2 separate regions of the Homo sapiens genome follow, and region 2 is linked to region 1. Evidence: read pairs that join two places in POLR2A ChIA-PET (ENCODE). Cell type or tissue: PC-9. All regions are shown on one strand. Each heading gives the region's core, and the rest is flanking DNA. Links, peaks and the distances in the headings are about the cores only.

The links. Peaks named below come from ENCODE experiments on the same cell type or tissue, not always from the same donor. Only the 100,000 strongest peaks of a DNase experiment are listed, where the experiment ranks them.
Region 2: POLR2A ChIA-PET joins it to region 1 with 7 read pairs; 4 of 35 experiments call an interaction of 5 or more read pairs at or near these places.

Annotation. Positions count from the first base shown.
Region 1 is chr9:104,852,843-104,861,122 of GRCh38, reverse strand. ABCA1 (ATP binding cassette subfamily A member 1) reads left to right here. Exons shown (of 50, transcript NM_005502.4): 7 at 2,425-2,601. Among named protein-coding and RNA genes, the nearest start is that of ABCA1, 71 kb to the left of the region's middle. In PC-9, for the core only: no CTCF peak of the experiment used is centred there; DNase peaks (open chromatin) are centred at 4,492 and 6,262; H3K4me3 peaks cover 1,167 bases; H3K27ac peaks cover 4,000 bases.
Region 2 is chr9:105,115,261-105,123,540 of GRCh38, reverse strand. It overlaps LOC105376197 (a long non-coding RNA gene), which reads right to left. Exons shown (of 4, transcript XR_930205.3): 2 at 4,586-4,810. Among named protein-coding and RNA genes, the nearest start is that of SLC44A1, 130 kb to the left of the region's middle. In PC-9, for the core only: no CTCF peak of the experiment used is centred there; a DNase peak (open chromatin) is centred at 4,680; H3K27ac peaks cover 693 bases.

The sequences.
Region 1 (8,280 bases), core at 2,346-6,345:
TGGCACTGGGGAAACAGAAATGAACGGACTAGTGTCACAAAGCTCAGGTGGGATGGACGAGATCACTTCAAAGGTCTGTAATCCCACGTCTATAATCCCAGCACTTTGGGAGGCCAAGGCGGGAAAATCACTTGAGGTCAGGAGTTCGAGACCATCCTGGCCAACATGGCAAAGCCTGTCTCTACTAAAAATATGAAAATTAGCTCAGCGTGGTGGCATGCTCCTGTAGTCCCAGCTACTCGTGAGGCTGAGACAGGAGAATCGTTTGAACCTGGGAGGCGGAGGTTGCAGTGAGCCAATATCACGCCATTGCACTCCAGCCTGGCTGACAGAGTGAGACTCCATCTCAAAAAAAAAAAAAAAAAAAGAATTTTATAAAATCAGGAAATAATATTAGTGTTTATGTTGAATTTTAACTTTAGAATCATAGAAAACTTCCTCTGGCATCATTATTAGACAGCTCTTGTGCAGTGGGTAGCACCAGACCCAGCTTGCATGGTTATTGATTTTTCAGAGACACTTTTTGAGCTTATTCTCTGGCAGAAAGGGGAACTGCTTCCTCCCCTATCTCGTGTCTGCATACTAGCTTGTCTTTACAAGAAGCAGAAGTAGTGGAAATGTTTATTCTTGAAAATAAGCTTTTTGCTTCACATGATCTAGAATTTTTAAAATTAGAAAAATGTGCTTACTGCGTGCCCTTCTGAAACTAGGAAAATATGCCTTGTGTTTACCAATTGTGTGGTTAGGAGATGGGCCAAAGGCATCAGGCTTTTGAAAGTAGTTGCATTTAGCATAATTTCCATTGCCCCCTGCCAATTTCATATCTGTCACATCTAATCAGTTTAAAATAAGGGGCATCCTAAGCATGGAGATGGTCCTTGGATGGTCCTTGGAGTTTCTGTATTTTCAGTATTCTTTTTTTTGAGCATACAAGACATTTATTGAAAAATTCTTGGGATCAATACTTGTGTAAGGAAAGGAAAGGGAACAAAGCATGATTGGGCAGAGGCAGAAGATGACATCAACAAAGGCCCTCCGTTGTCAGTATTCTTTTTTTTTTTTTTTTTTTGAGTTGGAGTCTCGCTCTGTCACCCAGGCTGGAGTGCAGTGGCGTGATCTCAGCTCACTACAACCTCTGCCTCCCAGGTTCAAGTGATTCTCTGCTTCAGCCTCCTGAGTAGCTGGGATTACAGGCATGCACCACCACACCTGGCTAATTGTTGTATTTTTAGTAGAGACGGGGTTTCACCATGTTGGTTGGCCAGACTGGTCTTGAACTCCTGACCTCAGGTGATCCGTCTGCCTTGGCCTCCCAAAGTGTTGGAATTACAGACATGACCCACTGCACCCGGCCTGTTGTCAGTATTCTTAAACATAGACACTAACTGTAGGCTGACAGCCTAGCAGCAAGGACCAGTTAAAGAAATGAGTAGAACTGAAGTGTGCTTGAGTATCTCTGGCAGTCAGCAAAAACTTAATGGGAATCATGGTAGGCCAAATGTTCTGCAGTATTTCAAAAGCTGCATGGGTTTTGAGAGGCTTTTGGTCCATCACTCACCTTAGGTTGTTCTACAAGCACATCAGCCTGCCCCAATTTAAACAGGGCAGTTAGTAATGGTGTAATAAAGAGTCTGCATTGTTCATTCCTTCAACAAATACTGGCTATAATGTTTCAGCACTGTGGATGCAAAGTGAGCAGGATAAACAGGCTCTTCTTTCAAAGCTTGTGGTCCACTGGACCACGTATGAAGTAGAATAGTTTAGGTCCAGAAAGGCAATTAAGTAAAATATGACCAAGAAGAGGCTCTCTAGTGGGTTTGGTATAAAGAAAAGATAAGAATGATTTAGAATTGGCCTATCAATGAGATAAGAGGCCTGGCTTTCTGGCACTCTGCTCTAGGGCAAGTAAAATGGAGAATTCCAAATTCTGAAATTGTTAGAACATAGTTCTGTGTCTTAGTTAAATATCTACACTTACAGATAAATAGCATAAATGCTTTCTCCCCATATTTCAGCCCAGTCCTACTTAAAGACAACATAAATTGCAAAATAGTGAGGATGTTGTTCATCTAATAAAAGTGGTTCCAGGAATTCAGACTCTGGATTCCTGTTTGCCAAATCATGTGTCCCACTCTTAAGAAAACGAGTTGGACTCTGGATTTTTCTTTGCAAGAGGGACAAGAGTGTGGGAGATACTGAGTTAATGCAACTTGCAGGTTTTAAGTGTCCTGTCATTGTGCCTTGTGCTTTGATACATTCTGAGTTTCAGTAAAGAGACCTGATGCATTGGACTGTTGCAATGGAACCTGTTTTAAGATCTTCAAAGCTGTATTGATATGAAGTTCTCCAAAAGACTTCAAGGACCCAGCTTCCAATCTTCATAATCCTCTTGTGCTTGTCTCTCTTTGCATGAAATGCTTCCAGGTATTTTTGCAAGGCTACCAGTTACATTTGACAAGTCTGTGCAATGGATCAAAATCAGAAGAGATGATTCAACTTGGTGACCAAGAAGTTTCTGAGCTTTGTGGCCTACCAAGGGAGAAACTGGCTGCAGCAGAGCGAGTACTTCGTTCCAACATGGACATCCTGAAGCCAATCCTGGTGAGTAGACTTGCTCACTGGAGAAACTTCAAGCACTAATGCTTTCGGAATGTGAGGCTTTTCCTTGGACAGCATGACTTTGTTTTGTAGAAAAGTACGGCTGGCTGGGAGTTTGTGATATAATTTAGTTCAGTGGTATTCTAAGTGTTCTTAGTGTTCTTTCAGACTTTTGGGCCATCTCCCAAAGGGTGAATGGGAAGAATAAGCTGGGTGTGGCTGAGTTTAAGCCAAAAGTTTTTTGTGCTTGTTTCAATCAGAGAAGACCTGCTTTTTCATGTTTTTACTATTATAATACTAAGCAAGAGCTCATTTGAAAACAGAGTTCTTCATATTTAAAAAAAAAAAGTCTTGAAACCATTGATGGGAAGATGGATATCTATTTATGTTTAAAAACCCATCATAAAGATGACATTGTGGGCTGTCACAGTTGGAAGGCCCTGGAATTAGATGAGACCACACTATTTAGCTTACTTAGTAATAACATTGCAAAGAAAAATTCCGACGAAGTTTTTTCAGCCTAGGAATCAATAGTTCAGAGAAGCACTCTATGAGAATACCCATTCATTCTTAACCAAAAAATACTGGTGAGCCTGAGCAGTTTGGTCATCAGAGTGTTTTATATAGTTCCAGAACAAATATGTCTCTAGGTGTTCTGAGAGCTCTGGTGAAATTCCTCTCGCTACCCCAAACATCATCATTTAATATCCAGGATTCTGGTTTTCTACTCACCAGATAGATTCTCTTAAAACCAGGGAAAGATTCCTGGAGGAAGGATGTATCTGGAAAGAGATGTTCCTTATTATAATAAAATGAAATTGTAATACTCTTGGATTTTGTGCAGCACGAATTCTTTATAGAGAGTTGGTCCTCCCAGAGAATTAAGAATACTCAGTTTCTGGACCCTGTTCCCAGATCATACCCTAGAATGTGACCTTAGAAACACACTTCAGGATTCATACCTTTGATTGACCATCAAAAAGTTTTTGTATCGGCCAGGTGTGGTGGCTCACGCCTGTAATCCCACCACTTTCGGATGCCACGGCGGGCAGATCACGTGAGGTCAGCAGTTTGAGACCAGCCTGGCCAACATGGTGAAACCCTGTCTCTACAAAAATACAAAAAATAGCCGGGCGTGATGGTGGGCACCTGTAATTCCAGCTACTCGGGAGGCTGAGGCAGGAGGATCGCTTGAGCCTAGGAGGTGGAGGCTGCAGTGAGCTGAGATCTGTCTCACTCTGTTGCCCAGGCTGGAGTGCAGTGGCGCGATCTCGACTCACTGCAACCTCCGCCTCTCAGGCTTAAGTGATTCTCATGCCTCAGCCTCCGAGTACCTGGGACTACAGGCACCTGCCACCACGCCCAGCTATTTTTTGTATTTTTAGTAGACATAGGGTTTCACTATGTTGCCCAGCTGGTCTCGAACTCCTGAGCTCAAGTGATCTGCCCACCTCGGCCTCCCAAAGTGTTGGGATTAAAGGCATGAGTCACCGTGCCTGGTCCCATGTTATAATTTTAAAGTAAGGTATATTTCTCTACAGGGATCTTTGCAACCCTAAGTAACTGGCCTAAAAAGTTAGAGAAGCTGACTTGTGCAGACATTTGCAGCCTGTTGGTCTTTTTTGTGCTGTGAATCATAGAGGGTGAAAGGTTATTATGAATGGTACAAAACTTTGTTACAAAACCATTTTCTTGGACTGTTTTGGGCTGCTTCACTGCATGACAAATGCTCACCCTTTCAGCTGGAATGATTGAAATTTTGGAAAAGATGGGTGTTTTTAGAAGACATTGTAATTTGTTCCGGTGCTGTGCCCATTCATTCCATTTCACTTCTGTTTACTCATTAAACACCTATTGTGTACACAACCCGGTAAAATCCCTCCACTCACACAATGCCTGAATTATACTCATAGTAGAATGACTGTTTAGCCCTCATCATCTGATAATTAACAGCTCAGGTTTCAACCTGACAGTATCTCTCTGGGAGGATTAGCAGCGTGACAGAGTGCAGGGAAATGCACCTTCAGAACCGTCAGCTACACTGTGTCCCATCCTGCTGTGTTGTGGTTGTGCCTTGTGGATGCGTTGGTTTATGACCAGGTATTGATTAAGGTGGCTACTACCAGGTGCTTTCTGCATATCTCGGGTTTGTGGAGCACTCAGGTTCTGCTTCTGCCCCTCTGCTGTTACCAAGAGACCTCTCTTCAAAATGGGGCTCTTGAGTTAGAGTAGAATGAGTGATCAGGATTGTTTTGTGTAAAGATGATTTCTGAGGAAGGCTTTAGGATGAAATGACTTCCAAACATTTTGAAATGTGACTCTTACTTATTGAATTAAGCAGGGCCTTAATTGGAATGCTGGGACTGATACTTGATTTGCATTAAGCAGCCTTTTTCTATTGCTGCTTGGTTGAAATTTCAACATTTGTGATGGTAGATGGATGTGACATGTGATGACATTGCACATGGGCAGTTAACTGTGCCAAGAAGTGCAGCAGTAGCAGCAACCGGAGATGCAAAGCCCAACATGATGGGGAGAGAAACTCTTCTTTCAATATGTGCTTCTGTACCAAAAGTGGAATTTCACGAGAGACATATTTTGAAACATTTCTCCTTTTGTGTGTGCGTGAGTGTTTCCCTGTTTCCAGCCAAGGGTATTGTGAGTTTCTCCTGGGCCTCCTTCAGAATCTGGGTGCTCTGGAAAGCAGTGTTTTGGCAACATGGGGAAAGTATGGCAGTGTGGGAGGGTCAGCTGGGTCTGGGTTTGAATATTGCATTTGAATATTTTACCAGCATTGATGTCGGATAAATTATTTAGTCCCTGTAAGCCTCAGTTTTCTCTTCTTCTACATACACATAATATATTTGACTCTTTGTTGTGATTATTGGTTACACATATGAAGAGCCTGGTGTGGGGCCTGGCACACAATAGGTGCTCAATAAATAGAAGTTGATAATTTAATTGACATGAGTAGTAGAAATTATGTCCTTGAAAACAATTGCGTCAAGATAGAAGTTTTCAGCCAGGCACAGTGGCTCACATCTGTTGTAATCCCAGCATATTGTGGGGGCCGAGGCGGATGAATCACTTGAGGCCAGGAGTTCAAGACCAGCCTGGCCAACGTGGTGAAATCCCCTCTCTACTAAAAATACACATATTTGCCAGGCAGGCGTGGTGGCGCACACCTGTAATCCCAGCTACTGAAGAGGCTGAGGCACAAGAATCGCTTGAACCCAGGAGGTGGAAGTTGCAGTGAGCTGAGATCACTCCACTGCATTCCAGCCAGCGTGACAGAGTGAGACTCTGTCTCAGAAAAAGAAAAAAAAGATAGAAGTTTTCTTCTGTAGATCAGTGTTAGAACTCATACCAAGCGAAGTGGTCCTGGTGAGTATTTCAGTGAAAAACTGCATTCTTGCTCAGATATTGTCAAGACTTTTCACCCAAAGATTCTTATTTATGTCTCAGTCCGTACCTTGTGTGAAAATTAATACTGGATGTCAGAACGCTGTTGTGTTTTTAAAGTTCCCTGGGGTTAAGAGCAGTTTCCATTAGGTGTTCTCTGCTTTTTACTTAAAAATCTTACTCATGCATTGAGCAATATTTATTCAGTTCTTATTATGTGTCAGGTATTTTCTAGGAGCTGGACTCAACTCAAAAGATATCCTTTTGATGAGAACAAAGGTGGGTGGATATATGAAATATTATCTGTGGGATAAATGCACTTAGTCATGAGGGAGACTTGTTATGGAGTGCGCTCATTGTATTTGTACTGTTGAGTTAACAACTTCTAGGAGGAGCTCAGGGCCACCTGGCAGGGGCTTCTTTTGTCTTGCTGCTCAGCAAGGTGTATTTTGCTGTAGAGTGTGCTGGGCAGGTGAACTTTTCTTAACTTTCTCTTGGGTCCTTCCTAAAGCAGCATGTACCTTTCCCAGAGCGAGGAGAGGGCCACCTTCCTGTCTCACAGAAACCTCCAATCTGTTTTGGACTGCAGGAAGGAGCCATAGTAGTGGACCAGCAAATTTTGGCCCGAGAGATTGATTTGCTTCCGATTGTACTTTTTTTTTTTATTGCTACTATAACAAGTCACCAAATACTTAGCAGTTTATAACCACATACATTTATTATTTCATAAGGCCAGAAGCCAGGATACAGTAGAGCTCACCTAGGTCTACTTCTTAGAGGCTCACAGGGCTGATATCAAGGTGTTTGTGGGGCTGTGTTTTTTTGGGGGGGCTCTGAAGATGAATCTGCTTTGGAGCTCATCCAGGATATCAGATGAATTCAGTCCCGTGCAGTTGTAGGACTGAAGTCCATTTCCTTGCTGGCTGTCAGCAGGGGCTGGTTTTTGCTCCTAAAGGTTGCCATCATTCCTTCTTATGCTTTTCATGTGACTCCTCTCCCACAAGTGGGTTGAGTATCTCTCACACTTTAAACCTCTGACGCCTCCTGTCACATCTGTCTCCAGTCAGAGAAAGTTCTTTACTTTTAAGGGCTCAGGTGTTTAGTTTGGGCCCATTCACATAATCCAGGATAATCTCCTTATTTTGAGGTTCATAACTTTAATTACATCTACACAGTGCATTTGCTATGAAATGTGCATATTCACAGACTCCAGGAATAGGGTGTGGACATCTTTGCAGGGGATATTCAGTCTGCTGTAGCTTTCTTGATTGGAAGGAATAGTTTATCATATATTTGAAGTGTTCCCTCAGTGCCTTTGGCTTTTGTTGACCCCTCTGCAGCTCTCTGCTTTTTCTTGCCCATATTTGGAAAGTGACTCTAAAGCATAATAAGCATCACCTATTAGGGTTTTTAATGTACAAACCAAACAGAGGTGACTTTGGGAGGAGAACATCTCTGAACTAGGTATGAGACATTCATCGAAAAAAATCCATCAAGTGTTTATTGTATGTCTGCTTTATACCAGCACTGTTCTAGGCACTGAAGTTCGACCACCAACAAGGCAGTTGTGATGCACTTGGAGCTTTCATTCTGATGGGCATTGAGATCCAGGCTGAAGGCTGAGTCTGGGAATTTGAGGAATTCTTTGTAGGTCCTGGGTCTACAGAGTGAGAGCTGTCCTCGTTCCAGTTTCACTGATGACCTCTCGACCAGCTCCCTCACAGCAGTCTTTGCCAACACAGACACTGTGGGCTGTAGTGGGAGGAATGTGGGGTTGAATGAGCTAGGTTTGGGCTCTGTCCTTGACTCACCATTGCCTCAGTGATGTGAAAATGGTGTCTGATCCTTAAGGTTGGAAGTCCAGGCATGCAGATTTATCTCCATCTCAATAACGTGGGGAAAAAAAAGAAGTGGTTTTTGTGGAACCAGTGGTTCCACTGTCCACGTGTCTTCCAGTGTGCCTAGCACATTCCCACCAAGTGGATCTTGGTTCATGAGGGAAAGAAGGGAAAGTGAGGGTGCCCCGAGGCTCCCAGAAGACAAGTAATGTCACAGCTGAGCTGTGTACAGATCGAAGAAGCAGATGGATAAGGAGTGAACAAAGTCATCCTTGTCTTGAGGGGTCTTTATTTAGCTTCTTCTTGACTCTTAGACAAGGACCCAGAATACAGATGGGGCTTGTTGTTACCTTCAGCCTCATGGCTTTTTAGGGCTAGATACTTCAGCTTGTTACATGCAGTCCTTAAAGCGTCTGTGTGGGTTTTTGCAGGAGAGAACACT
Region 2 (8,280 bases), core at 2,528-6,527, 260 kb before region 1:
GGATCACCTGAGGTTAGGAGTTTGAGACCAGCCTGGCCAACATGGTGAAACCCCTCTCTACTAAAAAACAAAAAATTAGCTGGAGGCTGGGTCCAGTGGCTCACGCCTGTAATCCCAGCACTTTGGAAGGCCGAGGTGGGCAGATCAGGGGGTCAGGAGTTTGAGACTAGCTGGCCAACATGGTGAAACCCGGTCTCTACTAAAAATACAATTTTTTTTTTTTGGAGACGGAGTCTCAGTCTGTTGCCAGGTTGGAGTGCAGTGGTGTGATCTCAGCTCACTGCAACCTCCAACTCCCTGGTTCAAGCGATTCTCCTGCCTCAGCCTTCTGAGTAGCTGGGATTACAGGCACGTGCCACCACACCCAGCTAATTTTTGGTGGCAGGCACCTGTAATCCCAGCTACTCAGGAGGCTGAGGCATAAGAATCACTTAAACCTGGGTGGCAGAGGTTGCCGTGAGCCGAGATTGCAGCACTGTACTCCAGCCTGGGCAACAGAGTGAGACTCCATCTGAAAAAAAAAAATTAGCCAGGCGTGGTGGTGGATGCCTGTAATTCCAGCTGCTTGGGAAGCTGAGGCAGGAGAATCTCTTGAACCCAGGAGGCAGAGGTTGCAGTGAGCCGAGATCATGCCATTGCACTCCAGCCTGGGCAACAAGAGTGAAACTCTGTCTCAAAAATAATAATAATAATAATTAATAATAATTGAGTCTTCTAGCTTATTTCACTTAGAATAATGAATGACTTTGTGATTCATTCAAGTTGTGTACTTAGTCTTTCAATTATTCGTATTGCTCAGTAGTGTCTATTTGTTTAACCACTTACTTGCTGTTCTTATTTTTCAAAGTTGGTTTGGCTATTCTAGTTCCTTTGCCTTTTTAAGAATCAGCTCGTAAGTATCTATAACAATTTGCCCCCTTGATGAGGGTACTGTCTGGATTTCCATAAATCTACAGATCAATTTGGGTAGACCTGTTGTGTTAACAACATCCAGTCTTCCAATCTATGAACATGGAGTATCCATTTATTTACCTCTTAAAATTTCTTTCGTTAGTGTTTTGTAGATTAGCTTATGCCTAAGTAGTTCATGTTTTGGAACTGTTAGTGGTACTGGTTTTAAAATTTCAGTTTCAAAGCATTCATTGCTAGTATAAATAAATCCAGCTGATTCTTTGTCTATTGACCTAATTCCGATTTTGCTCTCTTGGAAGCCACCTGCCATGTAAAGATGGCCAGGCTATCCTGGTGGAAAGACCATGTAGAAAAAGGCCCTGGAGGATAAAAGACCATGTGGCAGACAACCGAAGTGTCCCAGATGGTAGCTGACAGAGCAGGAGCACTGTCATCTCTGACAAACACTGCCACTTTAAGTTCCAGCTCCCTTTCTAGCCTTATGCATTTCAAGGAAATCACTTCTCTTCTAACAACAAGCAGCGAAAAAGAGCAGACAGTAAAACACAGATAAGACCAGCTAGGGCACAGAGGGAGGTTAGGGGGAAGTCTCTTGGGTAAGTGCCAAGCTAAGCTTCACCCTCATACAATGGGTCCCAGTAAAACAGTGGGCCTTAATAAGCACATTCCTTTCCCTTCAGGTGCACTAAGATAGGGAAGCTAAAAGCAGACTCAGGGGTATGCCTGCAGGTGCAGGAAGATGTATGGGAACATACACAAAACTCTCCCTCCCAGATAAGCACAACAAAGAGACACAGAAGCAGTCCAAGCCTCTGATAAACTCTCCTGCCCTGAATCCTTAAATACTCAGTCTGTAAGACTGTGTCTCTGACCTAACTTGGCCAGAAGCTCCTCTCAGGTTTGTTTTCTCTAAAATAAACCTGTCCTTAACTGTCAAACCACCTTTCGTGTTTCTTTCGTCTTTCTTTAATTCTTACAGTAGCCAGCACCAACTGCCAGACATGAGAGTGAAGCCATTTTTGATGTTCAAATCCCACTGAGTTCCTAGCTAAATGTAGTCACGTGCGTGAACCCAGCTGGCATTACTGAAGAACTGTCCATCTGAGCCCAGCCAACCCACAAAATTGTGACAAATAACACATCTTGGTTGTTTTATTTTTATTTATTTATTTTTCGGAGACAGAGTCTTTCTCTGTTGCCCAGGTTGGAGTGCAGTGGCACAATCTTAGTTCACTGTAACCTCCGCCTCCTGGGTTCAAGTGATTGTCCTGCCTCAGCCTCTCGAGTAGCTGGGATTACAGGCATGCACCACCATGCCCGGCTAATTTTGGTATTTTTAGTAGAGACGGGGTTTCACCATGTTGGCCAGGCTGGTCTCGAACTCCTGACCTCAAGTGATCCACCCGCCTCAGCTTCTCAAAGTGCTGGGATTACAGGTGTGAGCCACCATGCCTGGCCATCTTTGTTGCTTTAAACCATCAAGTTTTGGGATGGTTTAAAATGGAACAATAGACAACTGATATAGGGCTTAGCAACAGTTCAGTTCTTCAGCCCTGGGCTCCCTGGCCTGGTCATGACTGCTGGGCTTTGATACGCCTTCCTGAGTTGTATTGTTGCCAGTCAGACTAGGGGCTTATGTCCCCAGGGATAGCAGTTGGCTGCCAAGTCACAGCTTTCCCTCTTCCCTACTCACTCCAGAGTGGTGTAGTTCAAATGGCCTGCATCTCTGCTTGAGCCCATGTTTCACTGCAGAGAGGCCTCTGCCATCCTTGCTTGTACTGATCCCTAGCTGTGGACTGCTTCTGCTTGCCCACTTGATTGACAGCTGCCAGTTTTCATAGCTCTCTGGGTCCCCACCACAATGCCTTCTTGGTGCCCTGATTGAAAGTCTCAGGAATGACCATTTGCAGCACCTTTTTCTCACCTTCTGATATGAGCGTCTCCTCTGTTGGGCCTGTTTCACTCTGCGACAAGTGATTAGTATTCCTCAGGCCTGAATCCCCAGTTACAGTTTCATGAATTGGTAGCCATTTAAACCTGACCTAGAACCTGCAGAGTGGTTTGATTTTATTACCCGTTTAGTACAAAGACTTAGAACCCTGGGGCTAGGTTAATTAGTTTTGTTTTTTTGTTTTTTGTTTTTTTTCTTTAAACATGTAAGTCAGAGCAAACACCTCCTGGCCTGTCCTTACTAGCTATACAGTCTGGGAAAAGTTCTTAAGCCCCTATAGACCTCATTTTCTTCACTTGTAAAGTAAAGATAATAATACTTGATAAGATAATACATGTGCATTGCTGATCAACATGCCTGGCACACAGCAACTGTTTCCTGATAGTAATTATAATTAATATTGAAAGTCAGAGATAGAGGGGCCCTTAGGGATTATTTAATCTAAGATTTTTCAGTGGGAGAAAGTGAAGCCCAGGGAGACTGAGTAATTTGCCCAAAGTCACACAGCTCATTAGTAGTTGAACTAGAACCTTAGTTTCTCAAACTCTAATCTCATGTCTTTCCCATTGCATCACAATTGTTTCCCTTAGGAGGTCTTGGAGGGAAAAAAGTGATAAAAAGGAGCTACCAACCACCAAGTATCTACTTTATTGGTGCTTTACATACCTCATGTTATTTTATTCCCATAATAATTCTGGGCGTCATTATCCTCACTTTATTGATGAAGACACTGGACTCAGAGAAGTTAAAATCTTGCCAGCCAGGCACAGTGGCTCATGCCTATAATCCCAGCACTTTGGGAGGCCGAGGCAGGCTGCTCAACTGAGGTCAGGTGTTTGAGACCAGCCTGGCCAACGTGGTGAAACCCCATCTCTACTAAAAATACTAAAATTAGCCGGGTGCAGTGGCACACGCCTGTAGTCCCAGCTACTCGGGAGGCTGAGGCAGCAGAATTGCTTGAACCCAGGAGGCAGAGGTTGCAGTGAGCTGAGATCACGCCATTGCACTCTAGCCTGGGCAACAGAAGCAAAACTCTGTCTCAAAAAAAAAAAAAAAAAAAAGTTAGAAGTTAAAATCTTGCCTGCAGGCCCCACAGGCAGTAGAATGGGGACTCCAACCCGGGCCTGTCTGACTCAAAGCCAGCCCGTGCTCCTCTACCTCTCCTGCCCTTCCTGGGTCAGGCTGGAGAGCCTGAGAACCACAGGGAAGAAGGGTTTCTTCAAGGTCTGGCACCACCCTGGCTGCATTTCTTCTTAGTCCTCAGACGCAATAGCTGGTCTGCGTGCAAGAGCCTTTTATCCTTCCTTCCACACAATCCTTTTAACTGAAACCAAGTGGCCAAAGCTTAACTGTAATTCTACAAAACTGGTGGTGAAAGGCCTGGCTGGGGCTCGGGCCACTCACCCCAAACGTGATGTGCATAGAGAGTGGGGCTGACATTGTTTAGCTCCCTGCCTAGCAGTGCCCAACCAAGCCTCCCAATCTAAATTGAGCCCTTAATCGTTTTCCTGGCATTTGCTCAGACAGGATTTTATTTTCTAGTAATAAAAGCTCCTACGTTGTAGGAAAAGAAACCAATCTGCCTTTTCTCCTGTTAGCTTTTGTGAATGCTTTGCCACCTGTCCTTTTCCCCCTTGTCCTTGTGCTTGGGGCAGAGCCACGTTGTTTTGTGCCCACTGTCAAGTTTTGAGGAGTTCTGAGTGGGCAGAGAAAAGCACTCACATTGACTGTGCCTCTTCGATCATTACTGGCAGCTTCCCATCTCGTGGATGGACAGGTTTCATCCTACAGGCTTGACTTCTGGGTCTGCAGGTGGTATGAGGAAGATAGTCCCAGGGAAGTAGGAGCAAGTGAGTCACCGAGGGCCTCCCGCATAAGCAGCTCTTGATGGCTGGTGTCTAGTTGCCTTGGTCTTCTGCTTAAGAATTTTCAGTGGCTCCCCAGTGCCTGCAGCATGAAGCACACACTTTCTAAAACAGTATTCAGACCACCCACCTCCTCAACCTCTTCTCTTTTTGTTGGTGAAAAAAATAAAAAAAATAAAATGAAATGCAGAATAGAAAGAGTAAAAATGAATCTCCAGAGTCTTCATCGCCAAAATCAATGCTAACATATTGACATATATCTTTCCAGATCTATGCATAAATATATATATATTTAAATTTGTGAGGCCTTTTCAGTTCTAACTTTCCTTTGTAGCTTTATCTTTTACAACTCCCACGGTACACTAAACATTATCTACACGTAATTCACCTGTGTATAGGCAAATGCGTAGAATGTGCCTATTCTGATTAAAGGAAATGTGAGATGTGTGTGTGGGTGGGTGTGTGTGTGGGGGGTGTGTGTGTGTGTATATAATCTATACCATGGAATACTACTCAGTCATAAAAAAGAATGAAATTTTCTTTTATAGCAGCATGGATGGAACTGGATGCCATTATCTTAAGTGAAATAACTCAGAAAGTCAAATACGCATGTTCCCACTTATGAGTGGGAGCTAAATTATGTAAATTATGTATATATATACAGACATGGACATAGAGAGTGAAATAATTAACATTGGAAACTCAGAAATGTGGGAGGGTGGTGAGAGATGAGAAATTACCTAATGGGTGTAATGTACACTATTTGGGTGATGGTTACACTAAAAGTCCAGTCTTCACCATTATGTAATATATTCATGTAACAAAGCTGCACTTGCACCCCCTAAATCTATAAAAATAAGTTTTTTACAAGAATTAGCCTATCCATATAGCATGCACTTTCAGATTTTTAAGAATTCACACCAGCTGTTCGCTCTCTCTGAAATGCCCTTTACACAATGCCTGCACATAGTAAGCTCTAACAAAACTCTAGCTGTTCCTTTTAATTTCTTTTCCTGCCTGGTGAGCTCCAACTTAACTATTTAAAACTCTGCTTAAATAGCTCTACATCTAGGAAATGCCCCTCTCTCCCCAAACCCTCACCTGTCTGCTCACCAGTTGGCTACTCACCACCCGTTTTGGGACCCGTGGATCCACTGCCCTCCCACCCTATCCTGTCCTAAGCCGGCTCTTCCAAGGCAGTCAGGGGTCATGTCTCTTTCACTCAGGCCCATGATTGACACTCAGTACAGGCTGGGAAAATGGACATCAGACTGTCAGAGGCAGCAGTTTGCTGGATGAAGCTAGTCCGAGGCATACTGCAGGGGCCCAGGGCACTGCTGGACAAGTCAGAGTGGCTGTGAGCTGGCATTTGTACAGAGATTCCAAACTGCTAAGGAGACCCCTGTTGTTGGCTGGGCTCCTCCCTGTCTGGCAAGAGCTAACCTTCCACCTCAGAAAGCATTATGGTGCCAGAGAGCTCTCTTGGCAGACCTTGGATGAATTATTTACTCTCTCCTTGTTGAGTGAATGCAGGCACATTTGAGGCTCCTCTAAAGATGCTTGATCCAGAATTCTAGCCTTAATGGTGGTGGGCTGCAGAGAAAGAGAAAATAAACCAATGTCCCCACCCTTGGCCAGACTTCCTGCCATATCTTTAGGGGGGGCATTTTGTTCTCTTTGACTCACCTTTGCCCACAGCTCCCTGCACTGTCCCCCAACTCCAACTCCACTTAAAAGGGACATTTTGGCCAGGAGCGATGGCTCATGCCTATAATCCCAGCACTTTGAGAGGCCAAGGTGGGCGGATCACTTGAGGTCAGGAGTTCTAGGCCAGCCTGGTCAACAGGGTGAAATCCCATCTCTATTAAAAATACAAAATCAGCTGGGTGTGGTGGCGCGTGCCTGTAATCACAGCTACTTAGGAGGCTGATGCAGGAGAATCACTTGAACCCGGGAGGTGGAGGCTGCAGTTAACCGAGATTGCACCACTGCACTCCAACCCCGGGCAGACAGAGCAAGACTCTGTCTCAAAAAATAAAAAATAAAAAAACAAACCGGACATTTCACGTTTTCTTGTTGGGGCACAATTTGTTGCTCCTCTCTCCTCCTTTACACCTCACCATGCAGCTCCTGTGTCATAATCTTACACATTCTTCTGTCTGCATTCCCTCAGCATTGGAAAACTCTGAGATGAGAACCAAGAGCAATGGTTTACTGGACACTGCAGCAGCTTTAAGCAGCATTTGTTGAAAAGCACACACTGGGTACTTTCCAATACCTCGGCTCACTTCTGGGTGGTCTTTGTTAAGAGAAGCGGCTTCTAGCCTTGCTGGGTAACACATCTTCCTTCTCAGGTTCCCTGAACAAATGAAGCAATTGAAGCAACTGGAAATAGCAGCTACTGGCGTGGGAACACACATGGCATCTAACACTCATCCTGACAGAAGAGTCATGTGGCCGAGTTTCTCCAGGCCTCACCCACCTGTGAGTGTCACTGTTGGGGTCATATTAGGGGCAATGGCCTGTCATTGCTGACCCTTGCCCCTGAGACTTTGTCCCCAGGAGCATTTTGCAGCCACTCACAAGTACTCCTGTTACACTTCCTCTCTCCCCCACATTGGCAATGTCTCCAGGTCACCTGACAACTCCAGGGGAAGGTGCAGCAAATGCCTTATATGCTGTATCTGCATGGAGAATGTGTTCCCCTGGTGAGGAAACTCTTCAGGTGATTAAATGGTGACAAATGCTCTGGAATTCTCCCTGTGCTGGGAAGACAGCATGTGCCTTCACCTCCACCTCCCTTTCTGCATTTTAGTTTGTCAGCAGGCCTGAAAGCGGCAGTGGTAACATCGCCCTTTGAAAACAGTGAGGAGCCCCTCTCTCTGCTGAGTTATTATTTTTTTATGTGTTTTTTTGAGACAGAGTCTCACTCTGTCACCCAGGCTGGAGTGCAATGGCGCGATCTTGGCTCACTGCAAACTCCACTTCTCAGGTTCAAGTGATTCTCCTGCCTCAGCCTCCCAAGTAGCTGGGATTACAGGCGAGTGCCACCATGCCCAGCTAATTTTTTTTTTTTTTTGTATTTTTAGTAGAGACGGGGTTTCGCCATGTTGGCCAAGCTAGTATCAAACTCTTGACCTCAGATGATCCACCCCCCTTGGCCTCCCAAAGTGCTGGGATTACGGGCATGAGCCACCACGCCCAGCCTCTTTGCTGAGTTCTGACTTCCGTCCACAGAGCCAGGTTAGGCATAGATATCTGAAGCTTCCCACATGCTGCCCAGCCGTCTTTGCGTCTTTTTCTGGCATGTGAGCCAAACCACTTCCTCATCCTCACACGGAGTGACACCCAGAAGCCCCACAGACCAGGTCATCAAACACACCCAGGCATGGCTGCAGCCCAGTGCAGACTCAAGTTGAGACACCATTAAAATAAATGTTTTTCTAGCTCTTTAAAGTTTACAAAACCCGTGCATATACATGACTTCCACTTAATCCTTGAAACAGCCCTTTGAAGTTTGGGTTGTCTTTATTCTCATTTTATAAGGAGTAA